Linked DNA regions of Homo sapiens: region 2 is linked to region 1. Evidence: chromatin loops called from intact Hi-C (ENCODE). Cell type or tissue: ascending aorta. All regions are shown on one strand. Links, peaks and the distances in the headings refer to the core of each region. The heading gives the core; the rest is flanking DNA.

Region 1 (8,617 bases), core at 426-8,425:
ATTGGATTTCACCATGTTGAACTCCTGACCTCAAGTGATCCACCCACCCTGGCCTCCCACAGTGCTGGGATTACAGGCGTGAGCCACTGCGCCCAGCCTAGAGATGAGGTTTTGCCACGTTGCCCAGGCTGGTCGCAAACTCCTGGGCTCAAGCCATCTGCCCACCTTGGCCTCCCAAAGTGCTGGGATTACATGCGTGAGCCAGTGTGCCCAGCCATGGTCTGAAAATATTAAGTGGAAAATTCCAGAAAGAAGCAATTTATATATAAGTTTTAAATTGTGTGCCATTCTGAGTAGCGGATAAAAATCTCGTGTTGTTCTGCTCTGTCTTATCCGGGACGTGAATCATCTCTTTGTCCAGTGTGTCCATGCTGTAGGCACTTCCCACCCATTGGTCACTTAGTAGTGTCTGTTAGCAGAGCAACTGTCATCGTATTGCAGAGCTTGTGTTCAAGTAACCCTTATTTTACTTAATGATGGCCTCGAAGCCCAAGAGTAGTGATGCTGACACGTTGTCTTAGGTATTCTATTTTATTATTGTTGTTAATCTTTTACTACATCTAATTTATAAATTCAACTTCGTCATAGGTATATATGCACAGGAAAAAATATGTAGGGTTCTGTACTATCTGTAGTTTCAGGCTTCCTGGGCGTCTTGGAACATATCCCTCAAGGGTAGTGGGGTACTACTGTATATCACCATATTCCAAAATAATATTCTTATTCTTATGTTTCTTGATACATCAATTTTAGATATCATCTAATAACCTCCTAGCTGGGGATTAGCTCTCTTGCAGCATCACATTGCTTCCCTTTCCAGTGGCCAACACTTACATTATTATGACTATGCCCGTATTGTACACCCTGAGTCATATAGTATACTATGATTGCATCTATTATTTTTACACAATGTGTTGGTATTTCTGAAGTTGAGTTGTCTAGGTTCTTTTCATTTGCTTCAAGTCCATTGTATTTTTTGCCATTGGTTTCCACACTCTTCAATTACTTCTCAATATAGTTTTTCTCAATGTTAAACCTACCAGATAGTTTGTCAGTTCAATTTTTTCCCCTTCTGGAGTCTCCAGCCCTCTGCCCTAGTCTGGACAGGTTGCCTCATAGGCCTGATGCACAGCAGTCACCCTGAAGCATCCCTCCACCTTCTATTGGGTGGGATCCCTCGTTACCGGCATCCCATGACTTTACCTTTCTTGGTTTAGTCCCTCATTTTGGTGCCAATTGTCTTTAAGTAGCCTGCCTGCCTGCCTGCCTGCATTCCTTCCTTCCTTCCTTCGTTCCTTCCTTCCTTCCTTCCTTCCTTCCTTCCTTCCTTCCTTCCTTCCTTCCTTCGTTCCTTCCCTTCCTCCCTTCCTTCCTTCCTTCCTTCCCTTCCTCCCTCTCTCCTTCCCTCCTTCCTTGCTGCCTTCTTTCCTTCCCTCCTTCCTTCCTTCTTTCCATCTCCCTTTCTCCTCCTTCTCTTTCTTCTTCTTCTAAGCATAACCAAGGGCTTCACAGCAAGAGACAAGGGAAGAAGGACCCACTGGCAGCTTCAGCCTCTGGTCTGTTGTCTCAGCAATTCCACTCTGGCCCTGGACTTGCACTTAGCAAAACTAAAGCCCTGCAAATGACTACACCCACCCTGTTCACAAGGTGAGGGTTTTTTAGGGGCCACCAGGTGTTACCAGAGCTTGCCTGTTAGGGATTCACTCCCTGCCCATTCATGCCTCAAACTATATGGAGAACCCCCTGCAGGGGAATACTCTATCCTGTTGCTTTCTTGATTACTTTTGGTTCCACTGTGTAAAGGGACCCTGAGGACTGAATCCAGCACCTCAAAAGCCACCTGCCTAAAAAGGCAGTCGCATTCTTTCCATTCCCCTCTGCTCTTCCCCATGTGTTTTTCCTCTCTCCCTGGACTGGAAATTTTTGGATGTCAAGTTGTTTTTGTTTTGCTGGCACTGCCTCAGCTTAGGCACTCCTGGCTTCTGGCTTGAACAATTCAGGGGCCTCCTGGGCACTGTCTCGATTCGCATGCTGCCCCCTGCTAATCCATACTTCTAGTTAGGGCAGAGAGTATGTTGTAACATCCAACATTGAGTTATTTTGTTTGTAAAAAACCACATCTCCACATCTCCACACAGGCCCCTTGGCCTGAAATGCATTTCCCTGCTCTCTAGCTGATGAAACCCATCTCTTCTTTCAATGTCCAGCTCAAACATCTACTCCTTCAAGAAGGCTTCCAGTCTCTTCTGTCGGAATGAATCACATCCTGCAGCACTTTATATGACATTTTCTTCTAATCCCTGTCCTTGTCTGCCATGGGAAAGCAGAGAGAGGAGTCAAGTAACCCAGGACAGATCCTGTGGCCAACTAGCAGAGCCACAGGCCACCTCAGCTGGCCCATCTGCGTACTTGTCAGGGAGGAGAGCTTGACTTTGTTCAATACCTATTAAGTGCCATGTCCTAGGCTAAGAATTTCACTGACATAGTGCAATTACATGCTGAACCCCAAAGCTCTTTCAGCAACAAACTTCTCTGCATATGTCCACTTTGAGAGTCTGGGCAGATAATGAGATAGACAAAGAATTGGAGGTGGGGGAATGAAACAGAGAGGACATTTGTTTTTGTAGATTAGCCTACTGTCATCTGGCTCTCTATCTGGTTTAGGGGAATTCTTACTTGAGTCTTTTTTTGTTTTGTTTTTGTTTGTTTTTTATTTTTATTTTTTAAATCTGAGACTGCGTCTCACTCTGTCACCCAGGCTGGAGTGCGGTGGTGCAATCTCGGGCTCACTGCAACCTCTGCCTCCTGGCTTCAAGCCATTCTCCTGCCTCTGCCTCCTGAGTAACTGGGATTTCAGGCATGCGCCACCATGCCCAGCTAATTTTTGTAGTTTTAGTAGAGACAGGGTTTCACCATGTTGATCTGGCTGGTCTCGAACTCTGGACCTCAGGTGGTCCACTGCCTCGGCTTCCCACAGTGCTGGGATTACAGGCATGAGCCACTATGCCCGGCCCTTACTTGAGTCTTATTGAGAGGATAATGAGCAAGATACTTGCTTTCCCAGCTTCCCTAGTGACCAAGTACAGTCATGTGACCTGGGATTGGCCAATCAGATGCCCTCATCCTGGTCCTGGGATCAGGGTCTGGGAATAGAGAAGCAGGGATGTAGGAGAATCATTCCGGAGGTGGACAGTGGTCACATCCTGTTTCTAGGGGGCAGCAGGGACGGCTAGGCCAACAGCAGCGTCCAGCGTTTGGTGTCTAGTGCTGATGTCAGTGGAAAGAGAGGAGCCTTCTGGGGCTCTGTGGCAGGGCCAGTGCGGGTCTCAGGAGGCCAGCACTGTGGTGTGGTTTGGCAGCCACCCCTGCTGTGGAGAAGTTCTCTGGCATGTTGTTGATTCTGTGACCTACCCAGGATCCCCTCATGACTTTTCTTTTGTGCTTAACTCAGCCAGAATAATGTTCTGTATTTTGCAACTAGGAAGACTGACCATGGATAGAGGCCTGGAGAGGCATAGGGACATGGTTGGCTGCAAAATCTCCCAGAGGGCTGGGAATCTCTGTGCCTCCAAAAGGTGTTGATGACCATGGTGTCTTCTCCACCCAGGTGGTCACTTAGGTCCTAAGCAGAAAGATACCACTCACCAAGGGCAGAGTCGCAAAGTTACAGAAGCCCCGGAAATGCTCCAGGAGGATGCAACTGAAAAATAGAACCATCCTAGGCAGTGGCCCTTCATCATGACAGCCACGCAAGCTGAAGGAGAAGGCCACTGTTCAGAGCAGCAGGGCCTAGAGTCCCATGGGCAGGAGGCATGGGCTCTTACCTTGCTGCAATTAACTCGCTGGGCAGCGTGGGCAAGTCCATCCTTTTCTCTGGGCTGCAGCGTCCTCATCAGGAGCCCTGGAATGTGGGCAGATAAATAGGGAGGCCTTGTCCGGCGCCACAGCTTCCAGGACCAGCACTGAGAGCTTCTGAGCTGCCCATGCCCCATGCCCTGAACTCGCGTGCTCTCCCTGACAGCAAGTCCTTGCCTTTCAGAGACTGGGTGCTCAGAAAGTGTGGGTTAATGGACCAGGGACTGGCTGGCTCTGTTAGGTGTGTGGGGTAGATGGCTGGGGTCCTGACAAGCTCCTTCTCCTTGGGTCCTGGGCCATGCCTAATGATCTTTTTCTGGGAGCTCAAGATCTGCCTTTCCTCGGTCTCTACAGAGGAAGAAGGGGAGAAAAGGGGATGGAGAAAGGGGAAGGAGGGCGGCTGGCCTGGCAGTGGCCCCAACGCAGCCTCGGCAGGCACTTTCTGGGAAGCCGCCCCCGGAACCTAGCCCCATGAAGGCCTAGAAGGCCCCGTCTCGTCTCCAGCCCGTTTCCCTTGAACCGGAGCCAGGCGGTCCTCACGCATTACTCACTGGCGGGGCGGCCCTGGCCCGGGGCCAAGGCAAACAGGCCTCCAGCCTGCCTGGGGGCTGGTCGGGCCGGGCTGAGGAGGGGAGGGAGGCACCCGCACAGCCTCCTGCCTGCCTGCGTCCTCCTGCCAGCTCAGCCCAGCCCCAGCCTGGTTGAGGGTCGGGCTTGGTCCCAGCCTCCCCCAGGGTTGGCCTGGCAGTTCCTCTGAAGCTGGCATGGCTGAGATCTTCCTCCTGCCTGTGCCCCTAGCAAGGGCTTCACCCGGGTCCTCCTTCTCCATCAAGGGAGAGATTGTGACTCCTGCCTTGTAGCCAATGCAGTGGCTTCACCCCCTGCCTGTCACTAACCAGCCCCTAGGACAGCAGAGGAGGAGGAAGCCCGGCCCTTCCCAGGCTCCAGGTCTGCATCTCAGGAGCATCTATTCAGGATGACCGATGTGATGATATGGGTTGTCCATCAATATTGTGAATTAGGAGTGCAGAAGAGAAGCAGACCACATGAGCTAGGAAGGCTTCCTGGAGGAGTGGGGCCTGGCAAGGCCTTGAAGGATGATTTAGACAGCCTTGGTGGAGGAAGACAGGAGGGTCTGTACAGTGGGTGTGTTTCTCAGGATGTGATGGGTCTGAAGATGGGGACCTGGGTAGAGGCTGAGGTAGGAAGGGGAAGATAGCTAGGTGAGGAGGATGACACCAGGTACTGTGCCTGGGCAAGCCCAATCAGCCTTTTCCCAGAAGCTCCCTTTCCACTTATGCACCTACCCATTCAACCCACCCATCTGTTCATCTGTCCATCCACATACACATCCACCTATCCATCCATCTACCCATCCCCACATCATCCATCCATCCATCCATCCATCCATCCATCCATCCATCTATCCACTCATCCATCCATCCATTCATCCATCCATCCACTCATCCAATTATCTACCTATCCACACAGCCATCTGCCCATCCATTCATCCATTTACCTATCCATACACTCATCTACCCTTCCATCCTAGCTACAAATATCTGTTGAGCATCCACTTATGAGCCAAGCCCTGTACTAGAATATTCTCACCGACCTTTGTGCATGCAGGCCTGGCTCACAGTAGGCTCAATAAATATTTGTTTAAATATATGGAGAAGTGATGATCAGAGGTGACCTGTCACTATCGTCAGTGAACTTATCATCTTGCAGAACAAAACATGTAAAATTATCAATTGTGATAAGTGCTATGAAGGGAAAGACCAGGGTGCTAAGAGAAGCAAGGAGGAGGTAAAAACTAAGGGCTCTTAGGCTGCTGTGTGATCCTGGACAAGTAACTTGACCTTGTTCTTCCTCACTTTCTGCATCTATATAATGGGAATAATGATAGTACCTTATAGGGACGTCCATTAAGTTTTTTGCAATTATCAAAATCAGAAAGCTTTAATATTAACACAACTTTCTAGTCCACCATGCACATTTAGTTTCAGTTGTCCCAATAATGTCTTTTTCTTACTAGCTTTATTGAGATATAGTTCACATACCATACAATTTGCTCACTTAAAGTATACAATTCAAGGGTTTTTTAGTACAATCATAGGTATGGGCAACCATTACCACTCACCACTGTCAACTTTAGAATATTTTCACCACTCCAAAAAGAAATCCTGCATGCTTTAGCTACCACCCACTTTCTTCTCTCCACCCTCTCCCCTGCACCAGCCCTAGAAAGCCACTAATATGCTTCTCATCTCTATAGATTGCCCTGTTCTGGATATTTTATATACATGAAATCCTACAATATGTGGTATTTTGTTACTGGCTGAAAATAATGTTCTCAAGGTTCACTTGTGTTATAGAATGTATAAATACTTCATTCCTTTTTTTTTTTGACTTTAAAAAAAGTTTTAAGATTTTTAGAACAATTTTAGGTTTGTAGCAAAATTGAGTGGAAAGTACAAAGGGTTTGCATATACCACTTCCTCTCCCTCTCAGCCTTTCCAGCCACCAACAATCCCATATCAATGTGGTACACTTATTACAATCAATGAACCAACACAGACCCATAATTATCAATCCAAGTTCATAGTTTACATTAGGGTTCACTCATTTTGGTTGAGTAAATATTCCATTGCATATGGATGTACAACATTGTGTTTACCTATTCATCAGTTGATAGGCATTTGGGTTGTCTCCATCTTTTGTCTATTATGAATAATGCTGATATAAACGTTTGTGTACAAGTTTCTATATGACCATGTGTTTTCATTTCTCTTGGGCATATAACTAGGAGTGGAATTGCTGGGTCATAGGGTAACTCTATGTTTAATCTTTTGAAGAACTGCCGGACTATTTTCCAATGTGGCTGCACCATTTTACATCCCCACCAGCAGTGTATAAAAGTTCTGATTTCTCCACATCCTTGTCAACACTTGCTATTATCTGACTTTTTGAGTTTAGCCATCCGAGTGGATGTAAAGTGGTTATCTCATTCATTGTAGCTTTGATTTGCATTTTACTGATGACTAATGGTGTTAAGTTTCTCTTCACGTGCATGTGCCTATTGGCCATTTGTATATCTTCCTTGTGGAAATGTCTATTCATAGCCTTTGCCCATTTAAAAATTGATCTATTTGTCTTTTAATTATTGAGTTGTAAGTGGTCTTTTTTTTTTTTGAGATTTGCTCTGTCACCAGGTTGGAGGGCAGTGGTGCGATCTCGGCTCATTGCAACCTCCGCCCATTGCAACCTCCGCCCCGCCAGGTTCAAGCGATTCTCCTGCCTCAGCCTCCCGAGTAGCTGGGACTACAGGTGCGTGCCACCACGCCCAGCTAATTTTTGTATTTTTAGTAGAGACAGGGTTTCACCATGTTGGCCAGGCTGGTCTCGATCTCTTGGCCTTGTGATCCACCCGCCTAGGCTTCCCAAAGTGCTGGGATTACAGGAGTGAGCCACCGCACCTGGCCTAAGAGTTCTTATGTATTATGAATACAATTGCAATTTTTTTCTCCCACTCTGTGGGTTATCTTTTCATTTTTTTTGTGTCATTTGAAGCACAAAAGTTTTAAATTTTCATGAAACCTGATGTTCTATTTTTTTCTTGTGTTGCTTATGTTTTTGGCATTATATCTAAGAATCCTTTGTCAAATCCAAGGTCATGAAGGTTTATTCCTATATTTCTTCTAACAGGTTTATAGTTTTTAACTCTTACATTTAAGTATTTGATTGAAGTTAATTTTTATATATAGTACGTGATGGGGATCCAACTTTGTTCTTTTGTATGCAGAAATCCAGTCGTCCCAACACCATCTGTTGAAAAGACTATTCTTTCCCCATTGGATGGTCTTGACACCCTTGTTAAAAATCAGTAGATGCATGGATTTATGTCTGAACTCTCAATTCTATTCCATTGATCTGTATGTCTCTCCTTGTGCTGTTACCACATTGCCTTTACTACTGTTGCTTTCTGGCAAGTTTTGAAATTGGGAAGTGTGAGTCCTCCTACTTTGTTCTTCTTTTTCAGGATTGTTTTGCTTATTTTGGGTCCCTTGCAATTTCATCCAAATTTTAGAATCAGCTCGTCATTTTCTACAAAGAAGTCAGCTGGGATTCTGACAGGGATTGCATTGAATCGGCAGGTGAACTTGGAGAGTACTGACATCTCGGTGATGTAAAGTCTTCCTATCTATGAATAAAGGACTGTTTTTCCAGTTATTTAGACCTTCTTTAATTACTTTCAAGGCTTTTTATTTTTCAGAGTATCAGTTTTACCCTTTTTTGTTGTATTTATTTCTAAGTTATTCATTCTTTTTGATGCTGTTGTAATGGAATTGTTCTCTAATCCCATTTAATTCTCCACAAATGCTTATTGTGCTCAGCACCGTTAGAGGTGCCAGGGATATCGCAATGAGTATGTTGTGAGGATGAATGAGATAATCTCTGCAAAGGGTGATAATGTATTTTGTATTATTGTTCTTCCTGTCTTTCCCCTTTTCATCTTTTTTTTTTTTTTTTTTTTTTTTTTTTTCTGAGATAGAGTCTTGCTCTGTCACCCAGGCTGGACTACAGTGGTGCGATCTCAGCTCACTGCAACCTCTGCCTCCCAGGTTCAAGCAATTCTCTTGCCTCAGCCTCCCGAATAGCTGAGATTACAGGCGCCTGCCACCGTGCCCTGCTAATTTTTGTATTTTTAGTAGAGATGGTGTTTCACAATGTTGGCCAGGCTGGTCTCAAACTCCTGATC
Region 2 (8,617 bases), core at 406-8,405, 55 kb before region 1:
GAGCCGAGGCCTGTTCATGTTCTGCCTCTTTGGCTGTAATGGTGGCTGCCTATGAGAGGCATGGGTGGCTGGCAGCCCAGGTAGAAGGAAGCCTTATCTTTTTCTTCCTCCCCTTTTGTATTCTTGGAATTGTGTACCATTGTGCATGCATTGCCTATTCAAAAATCAATAAAATAGAAAAAGCAAAGAAAAAGTACCAAATAAGATGGACTGAAGATGGAGACTCTCTGGGCTATGTAACGTTTATAATCCCTTCTGGCTTGAACCTCATTTTACTGCATTTCTCCAGATTTTTCCTTTATGGTCTACCAGACTCTAACAATGCTAAATAACATCATCTTCCCCCAACTTTGAAAGCCTTCAAAAGAAATGTTTATGGGATAGAGGGGGATCAAAACTAAATTGGGCACAGCAGAATCCTGCCCACTGGGTAACTCCTCTCCATGAAAATGAATCCCTCTTCACTTCCTCCTTGTATCTCATAATTACCAGGGGAGATATCTCCAGGACACAGGAAAATATGTATGACTCATAGTAGTACTAGAAAAGAACTAAAAACACTTACATTGTTTCCTCACTTATCCCTCTCTTATTCCAACAGGGAAAAGATTTCCCTAGGTTTATTTGTTTGTTTTTAAACTCAGACGCTAGCCTTACCTCTTTGACAGAGTTCTAACTGGTCCTTATAAAACCCACACAAGGGGCCGGGCATGGTGGCTCATGGCTGTAATCCCATCACTTTGGGAGACCGAGGCGGGCGGATCACTTGAGGTCACTTGAGGTTCGAGACCAACTTGACCAGCATGGTGAAACCCCGTTTCTACTAAAAATACAAAAATTAGCCAAGTGTGGTGGTGCACACTGTAATCCCAGCCACTCAGGAGGCTGAGGCAGGAGAATCGCTTGAATCTGGGAGGCGGAGGTTGCGGTGAGTCACGATCCTGCCACAGCACTCCAGCCTGCGTGACAGAGCGAGACTCTGTCTCAAAAAACTGAAAACAAAAAACCCCCACACAAACAAAATCCCAGCCACTAGAAAAAGTAGCTTCCTTCTTCATTACCCTATCACTTGGACAATTATCTCCTCTAAAAATTCATTTCCTAGGCACGGAAGATTAGGCAAAATGTGCTTATTGGGCAGCTAGGACCTCAGAATCCATGATAATATGATAATTAGCATCTGTATACCACTTGGTTTACATAGCACTGGGGCTCTTGTGGTGTGAACGTCTCCTCCCAGCAACCCCACCGTGAGGACTTTGTTCTTGGAGCCTCACGCTGAGTCTGGCACACAGAAGACACAAGACATTGTTAATTCAGTGTTTGTTGTATGAGGAAGGTAGACAGACTGGAAACAGACTTCCCTAAGGTCTTATAGCTAGCAATGGCAGAAAAGTCTATTGAATCCTAAAGCCGAGCTGAGGGCCTTTCTATTCTCCTAGGTCTGCGTTGGGAGAATGAGCAAGATGCCTTGGCCCTCACTCCTTCGGTGGGTCCCAGCACGTGCCAGGGGCAGCATGTGCGGTCACCTGTATGACCCCTTTGCTCTAGTCCCAATTCCCTACTACAGATAAAACATCATTCACCCCTCCGCAGGCTTTCTGTTCTGAATCACGATTACCAGCATGTCTCATAGCTCAGATCCTAACCAGCACTTACTAGGCAGAATTCAGCACTTAAGTGACCCATTAAGGACTTTTGGCAGAGGAATGGGAAAGATAAAAATAGGAAAAAAATCAGAAAACAGAAAAGGATAATTTGGTAGCCCAATGTGACCAGGAACTTGGAGCTGCCCAGTTGAGTGGCTGGAAGCTGGAATGAAGAACTTGTCTGCAACATGGCCAGTGAGAAATAACACCAGGACCCATCAGGGTCCATCTGGGTTAGGCTCAACACTGATTTCCTTGCTTTGCTGTCTTTAAAATCAATTTTTTAGTACCTGTAGGGATCAGCCAACTGTATGTCTCACCGTCTATACGATAATGGCAAATAATAATTTTTTGTTGTTGGCATTTGAGAGCATTATTTAAGTACCCCCATTACTGAGGCATCTCAGCCAACTTCCCTGCTGAGGGTACTTCCCTTCCACTTGTCTTAAAACTGGCACAACTTCCTAACATGAACCAGTTTGACTCAAGTAAGGCCTGCTCTTGATCTGAGGGGTGGAGATCGTGGCGATCTCTATAGTTATTTGAGGAGAAACTTCTCTGTAACCGTAGACGATCTAGTGTTTTTCCTCCAATGTTTTCTACAGAGAAAACTGCCTTCTGAGGGAGATGCCCTCCCAGACCACCCACTGCAGGGACCTCACTTTCATCACTGACTTCCTATGGCTTGGGAGTGTTTATAAAGTTATACACTTAAGTGATAAGTGTGGCTTGGGTATTGAAAAGTTAGCTCAAAGAAAACAAAATTTCGTTCCTTTTTTTTCTGTCACTTAGGCTGGAGAGCAGTGGTGCAGTCTTAGCTCACTGCAGCCTCTACCTCAGGGTCTCAAGTGATCCTCCCACCTCAGCCTCCAGAGTAGCTGGGACTACAGGCACGCACCACCACCCCCAGCTAATTTTTGTATTATTATTATTATTATTATTATTATTATTATTGAGATAGAATCTCTCTCTGTCACCCAGGCTGGAGTGCAGTGGCGCAGTCTGGGCTCACTGCAACCTCTGCCTCCCGGGTTCAAGCGATTCTCCTGCCTCAGCCTCCTGAGTAGCTGGAATTACAGGTGCCAGCCACCACGCCCAGCTAATTTTTGTATATTTAGTAGAGACAGGGTTTCACCATGTTGGTCAGGCTGGTCTCGAACTCTTGACCTCAGGTGATCCACCTGCCTCAGCCTCCCAAAGTGCTGGGATTACAGGCGTGAGCCACCACGCTTGGCCATAATTTTTGTATTTTTTGTAGGGACGAGTTCCCACTATGTTGCCCAGGCTGGTCTCCAACTCCTGGGCTCAGGCAGTCCTCCCACCTCAGCTGTCCAAAGTGCTGGGATTACAGGCGTGAGCCATCACACCAGGCATTGTTCCAGGTGTGGTGGCTCATATTTGTAATCCTTTCTTTTTTTTTTTTCTTTTTGATAGGACAATTAGGACTCTGATCACCTTTGCCTGGCTAGTCAACTCAGCTAATCTAGTCTAAAATATTTCTTCCTTTGGGAAACCTTTTGAGGCCTCTCCCAGACAGAATGAGTCCCTTGACTTTCTGTTCTTAGAGCCAGTGCCTCCATTCTTGCTGCTGGGGTAACACTGATCCCATTTCATGAGAGTTTGTGGCTCTCCTAGACTGTGGACTTCTTGAGGGCAAAGGCTGATTAATCCTCACATTTATAACCCTCAGAGGTCTCTCCTGGATCCTGACTCCAATCAGCTCTGAATCAGTGCTGGCTAAATGAATTGAAAATCATGTGAACACGTTTCTGTTCCAAAAAGCAAAGCTCTCATTTTCTCAGATTGGGCAGGCTCCTTCCTGTGCCTGTGTCATCCTGACAGCCGTATTTATCTTTTTTTTTTTGAGATGGAGTCTCACTCTGTCGCCCAGGCTAGAGTGCAGTGTGGTGATCTCAGCTCACTGCACCCTCGGCCTCCTGGGTTCAAGTGATTCTCCTGCCTCAGCCTCCCAAGTAGCTGGGATTACAGGAGCATGCCACCACGCCTGGCTAATTTTTTTGTATTTTTAGTAGAAATGGAGTTTCACCATGTTGGCCAGGCTGGTCTCAAACTCCTGACCTCAAGTGATCTGCCCGCCTTGGCCTCCCAAAGTCCTGGGATTACAGGCGTGAGCCACTGCGCCCGGCCCTGACAGCAGTATTTATTAGGCTGTCCATCCCAGGTTAGGACTTGCACCTGACTGATATCTGGAATGACTTTTGATTAGGATGGGCATGTTTCCTCGCTGACTCTGGCCAGGCTCATGACGAAGCAGCCTCCACCCTTGCTGTCTGGGATGAGACATTGGCCTCTGTTGTTACCAGCCTCTTCCTGTAGCAACTGCCTCACAGAGAGAGAAGCTGTCTATAGCATCATTTCCACGTGGGACCTTGCCAACTTGTCCTTTTCTACAAGGACATCAGAACAACGAATTTCAGGAAATGAGAAAAGCAAGCAGAGATTTGAAAACAATTTAAATCTGTTTATTTTTGAATAAGTAACACATTCACACGGTTCACAATTCAAAAGGTACAAAATTATACAGAGTAAAATTCCCCTCCCAGTTCTGTTCTTCAGCTGTCCAGGGGCCCTCCTTGGAGGAAACGGCATCTAAATGTGACTGTAGATTTGAATGTCTCTATTGTCCTCACTCTTTACCTTTTCTGGATGTTTCTCATCTCCTCCATAGCAACATTCATTTCATCCTGCCCCCATTCCAATCCCTGATACCTAGTTGCATGCTCTGGATAGGCACCTGGCAAATGTTGGGGATCAGCTGACAGCTTGTCTGTAATCCAAGAATATTTGTGGAGTCCGGGCTTATAGTATTTTTGTTTGATAGTGAATTAGATGCATTTTCATTCACTTATGTTCCTGTTCTTCCAAGAGAAGCCAAGAAGCGTTGATTGTCCCATCAGCCTTCCTTGTACTGTCTTCTTTTCATAAGCCATCACTTCCATTTGTATTGTTGCCAGTTGTGCATGGTTTAGGGCTCACTCACACATTTTTCAGGGGATGATTGTGCAAGAAATGTTGATGTTTTCCAGTACTTTTTTGGTCTCCTCAATGGTTTCTTCTTTTGGCTTGTGCAAGAAAAAAATCTTTACCCCTGTCCTCACTCCCATCAACACACATCCATACATGCTTTGGGGCCTCTCTCTGCCCTTCTCTTCTGGAATCCACTGACAATGAGCAAAGAACTGAAAGGCAGAATCCTGTCTTCTCTAGACAGGCACTTTTCAGCTTTTACTTATCATTGTTTTGAGGTGTCAAGAGTTTTGGAGATTTTTTTCCCCTCCTCTTTCTCTCTCAAGTCAGGCCCCTCCAGAAGCCTGCCTCTCCCCTTGGCAGGTGTGGAGAATTCACCTGCTTTTTCGGTCACTTCCTGTGCACTCTACTGCCTTCCCTGGCTGCTCAGAAAACATGGGCCTTGGAGCAACTTCCCTCGACTTCCTCTCTCCTCTAGATTCCTAGCCAGCAGCCGGTCAAGAGGCAGCCCCACAGTCCTCTGGGCGGCAGTGGCCGGTGATTAAGTAGCCAGGTCTTTAGCTGATTCCATCCTTGTTTGTCATAACTCTGCTGCAAGTTATTTTGGTCTCTGTGACTTGTGGCGGCACCATGATTAGGGTTTGATTACTATCACCAAAGCGACTAAAAGATGAAAATAGAAGCCACAACAGGAAATAAACAACTGCAAATGAGCTATTTTATTCCATATTCCCTGCCAGCAAATGATTAGAATCAAACTCATTCACAATAGTTTGGTGAACTCTTAAACTTTTTTCTTAAGGGTCAGAATAGTCTGAAACTGCGTGTTTGTTGGCCTCCTTTGTGCCTGTGGAAGGGAAAGAAAGAAACTACCTTTCTAGGCACACCAGCCTGCTGGGAATTCCTCTACTGCCAGGCTTCTGGCTTCTTTCTTGGAGAGGAGAGGGATAAGAATGTGATGGGGTGGGGCTATCAGGAAAGCTGGGATGTTAACTGATTCAGGGGATGCCAGGGAGCTATAAAGCAGCACCAATCATTGTAGCTACTTGCTCAGCACCGCACCCAGCTTCTACCTAGGGTAGCAAAATGGAAGAGGAAAGCCGTGTAGAGAGGGGTGACACCTGAATTAATACACCTACAATTACACTATACGGGAACATATCTCTGCAAGTACATGCATGTTCCACCCAGACAAACCGTGACGTCAGACTCCACTCTTGAAACACCCATGAAACCTACCTGCCCTGTGTGTGCTCCGGCCTCTCATTACAGAGCCTTAGCACTACTGGCCAGATCTCCAAAAGATTCTTCAGATTCTCCATTTAGCCAAGAAACTGAATTAGAATTATGACCTCTACTTTCTCTGCTTATTTAAGTCCTTTCTGTTGCTATGAAGCCTGGTCTGACCACTCTCAATAAGTGAAGATCTTTTAGGGAGATCCAGAACAGAGAGGGAATGGGACCCTAGAGAGCGGAAACTTGCCCAGAAAATCTTATAAACTCTGCCAAGTGCTCGCCTAACGTGGGGATTGCTGTTGGCCCTAGTTGCTTAACCAGTGAGCGGCAACGCCCCAGCCTGGAATCAGGTTTTCTGACCTCTAGTCTGGTACTCTTTCTAAGCCTTTCTAAGGTGAAAATATGATACATTTCCCAGACACCTTAAAAATCCCATTTCTGGGCCGGGCGCTGTGGCTCATGCCTGTTATCCCACACTTTGGGAGGCTGAGGCGGGTGGATCGCCTGAGCTCAGGAGTTCGAGACTAGCCTGGGCAACACGGTGAAACCTTGTCTCTGCTAAAATACAAAAAAATTAGCGAGGTGTGGAGTGCACGTGTAGTTCCAGCTACTAGGGAGGCTGAGGCAGGAGAATTGCTTGAACCCAGGAGGCGGAGGTTGCAGTGAGCTGAGATCATGCCACTGCCCTCTAGGCTGGGTGACAAAGCAAGGCTCCATCTCAAAAAAAAAAAAAAAAAAAAAAATCCCACTTCTGTCTCTTTCGTCTTCCCTTGCCTATCATGATAGGCCTCCCAAAGTGCTGGGATTACACTCCTTCTCCATTCTCTCCTGTGCTTTCTCAGCTGCTGTCTTCACAGGTTGCTTCTTAGAATGTTTTTTTAATACACACACAAGGTTTCAATGCCCTTTTATACAAGCCATATTTTAATTTACAACAAAATTATGATGTTATACAACTGCAGCTTATGTGGCCTTACACAGTAAATGTTCAGAATGGCAGCTTCTGTCCGTCCAGTAGGGTTCTGCACTGCTTGGCATCCTACTATCTTCCAAGTCAATAAGTGTTAGGATCTCCTTGCCTGGAAATGATCATGTAAGCAATGTTGCTGATTTCCTCTTGAATTTATATTACCAAAGGTACTTTTGGTGGGGTGGAGGAAGGGTCCAAATGCCCCTTAAGCCCTAAGTGTTGATTTCTAAATATTTATTAAGCATCTACTATTGTACTAATATGTTAGAAATCTTTTTAATTGCTAGAGGGGGAGAGGACTTGAGCTCTAAAGGCGGCTAAGATTCATTCCTGCCTTTTCCTTTTAAGAACATATAATTTAGCCGGCAAGATGTACATTTCATCTTTACTTTTCTTTTTTTCTTTTCTTTTTTTGAGACAGAGTCTCACTCTGTTGCCCAGGATGGAGTGCAGTGGCGCGATCTCAGCTCACTGCAACCTCCGTCTCCCGGGTTCAAGCAATTCTCCTGTCTCAGCTGGGATTACTGGCGCGCGCCACCCGCCTGGCTAATTTTTGTATTTTTAGTAGAGACGGGTTTCACCATGTTGGCCAGGCTGGTCTCAAACTCTTGACCTCAGGTGATCCACCTGCCTCAGCCTCCCAAAGTGCTGGGATTACAAGCGTGAGCCATCGCACCTGGGCACATTTCACCTTTTCTAAAGATTATTTTAAGGCCAGGTGCAGTGGCTCACGCCTGTACTCCCAGTACTTTGAGAGGCTGAGGCAGGTAGATCACTTGAGGTCAGGAGTTCCACATCAGCCTGGCCAACATGGTTAAACCGCGTCACTACCAAAAAATACAAAAATTAGCCAGATGTGGTGGCGCGCGCCTGTAGTCCCAGCTACTCCGGAGGCTGAGGTGGGAGAATCGTTTGATCTGGGGAGGCAGAGGCTGCAGTGAGCCGAAATCGAGCCACTGGACTCTAGCCCGGGTGAAGAGTGAGACTCTAAAAAAAAAAAAAAAAAGAAAGAAAGAAAGAAAAAAAGATTCTTTAAAGCCCCCAACGAGTTTCACTGCTGGCCTGATCTCACAATTCTCAATGGCTTTTTAAAAAAATCGTATTTCACTGAATATGAAGTGAGGTTAGATCACCATGCCAACTAGTGGCCTCATCAATACTGATGTGTGTGTATTTAAATCATTACGTTTCTCGGAGCCATCAGCTTTCACGCTGTAAATGCGTTTATGCCCTAGCAATGCCATGCCCGTTTCTATGCAGTAACCCGCCAGCTTGGGTATATGTTTCTTCGGGACCTGGGGTCAAGGAATAAACTCTCTGACTCTAAGCACCTTGAAAGCTACGAGGCCCAGAAACAGGGCCTGCATGCAAATGAATGCCCTAGGCAGGTCTGCTCGCTGGGTAACCTTCCCGCGCCGGGAGGCAGGGTGGCGGGTGGCGGAGGTCTTCCGGGCCCGGGAGGAAACCTGCCCGCGGCGCGCAGGCGAGCCCCCACCCCCGCTCCCCTTCTCCCGCCGGGATGCTGCCCCTCACAGCTCGTCAGCCGGCCAAATGCATTCCAGAGCTGTGCACAAGACACACTTCTCCAGGCAGTCCTAGAAACCGGAGCCCGGAGCTGAGAGGGCGGGAGGGAGCGCGCGGCCGCCGCTGAGGTCATATTCACGCCGCCTCCCCGCCCTCGGCGGCTGTTCCCCTCAGCGCACACTTCCCAGGGCCTCGGTCCAGTCCGGTATAAATGTCTTTTAAACCGAGACAGCGCTCTCCTCCCCTTGCC

Evidence for each region. Hi-C counts contacts between places; a loop is a spot of excess contacts. Peaks named below come from ENCODE experiments on the same cell type or tissue, not always from the same donor. Only the 100,000 strongest peaks of a DNase experiment are listed, where the experiment ranks them.
Region 2: it touches region 1 in a loop (4-fold over the local background); 16 of 110 quality-filtered maps call a loop at or near these places.

What each region holds. Positions count from the first base shown.
Region 1 is chr18:48,897,962-48,906,578 of GRCh38, reverse strand. LOC124904355 (a long non-coding RNA gene) reads left to right here. Exons shown (of 3, transcript XR_007066464.1): 3 at 7,898-8,088. Among named protein-coding and RNA genes, the nearest start is that of SMAD7, 49 kb to the left of the region's middle. In ascending aorta, for the core only: no CTCF peak of the experiment used is centred there; DNase peaks (open chromatin) are centred at 3,248, 3,868 and 4,438; H3K27ac peaks cover 3,877 bases.
Region 2 is chr18:48,952,616-48,961,232 of GRCh38, reverse strand. No RefSeq gene overlaps it. Among named protein-coding and RNA genes, the nearest start is that of SMAD7, 6.0 kb to the right of the region's middle. RefSeq lists enhancers at 227-1,020, 1,021-1,814, 1,815-2,608 and a silencer at 8,185-8,524. In ascending aorta, for the core only: a CTCF peak has its summit at 5,072; DNase peaks (open chromatin) are centred at 4,603, 5,152, 5,552, 6,196 and 2 weaker places; H3K4me3 peaks cover 1,367 bases; H3K27ac peaks cover 5,662 bases.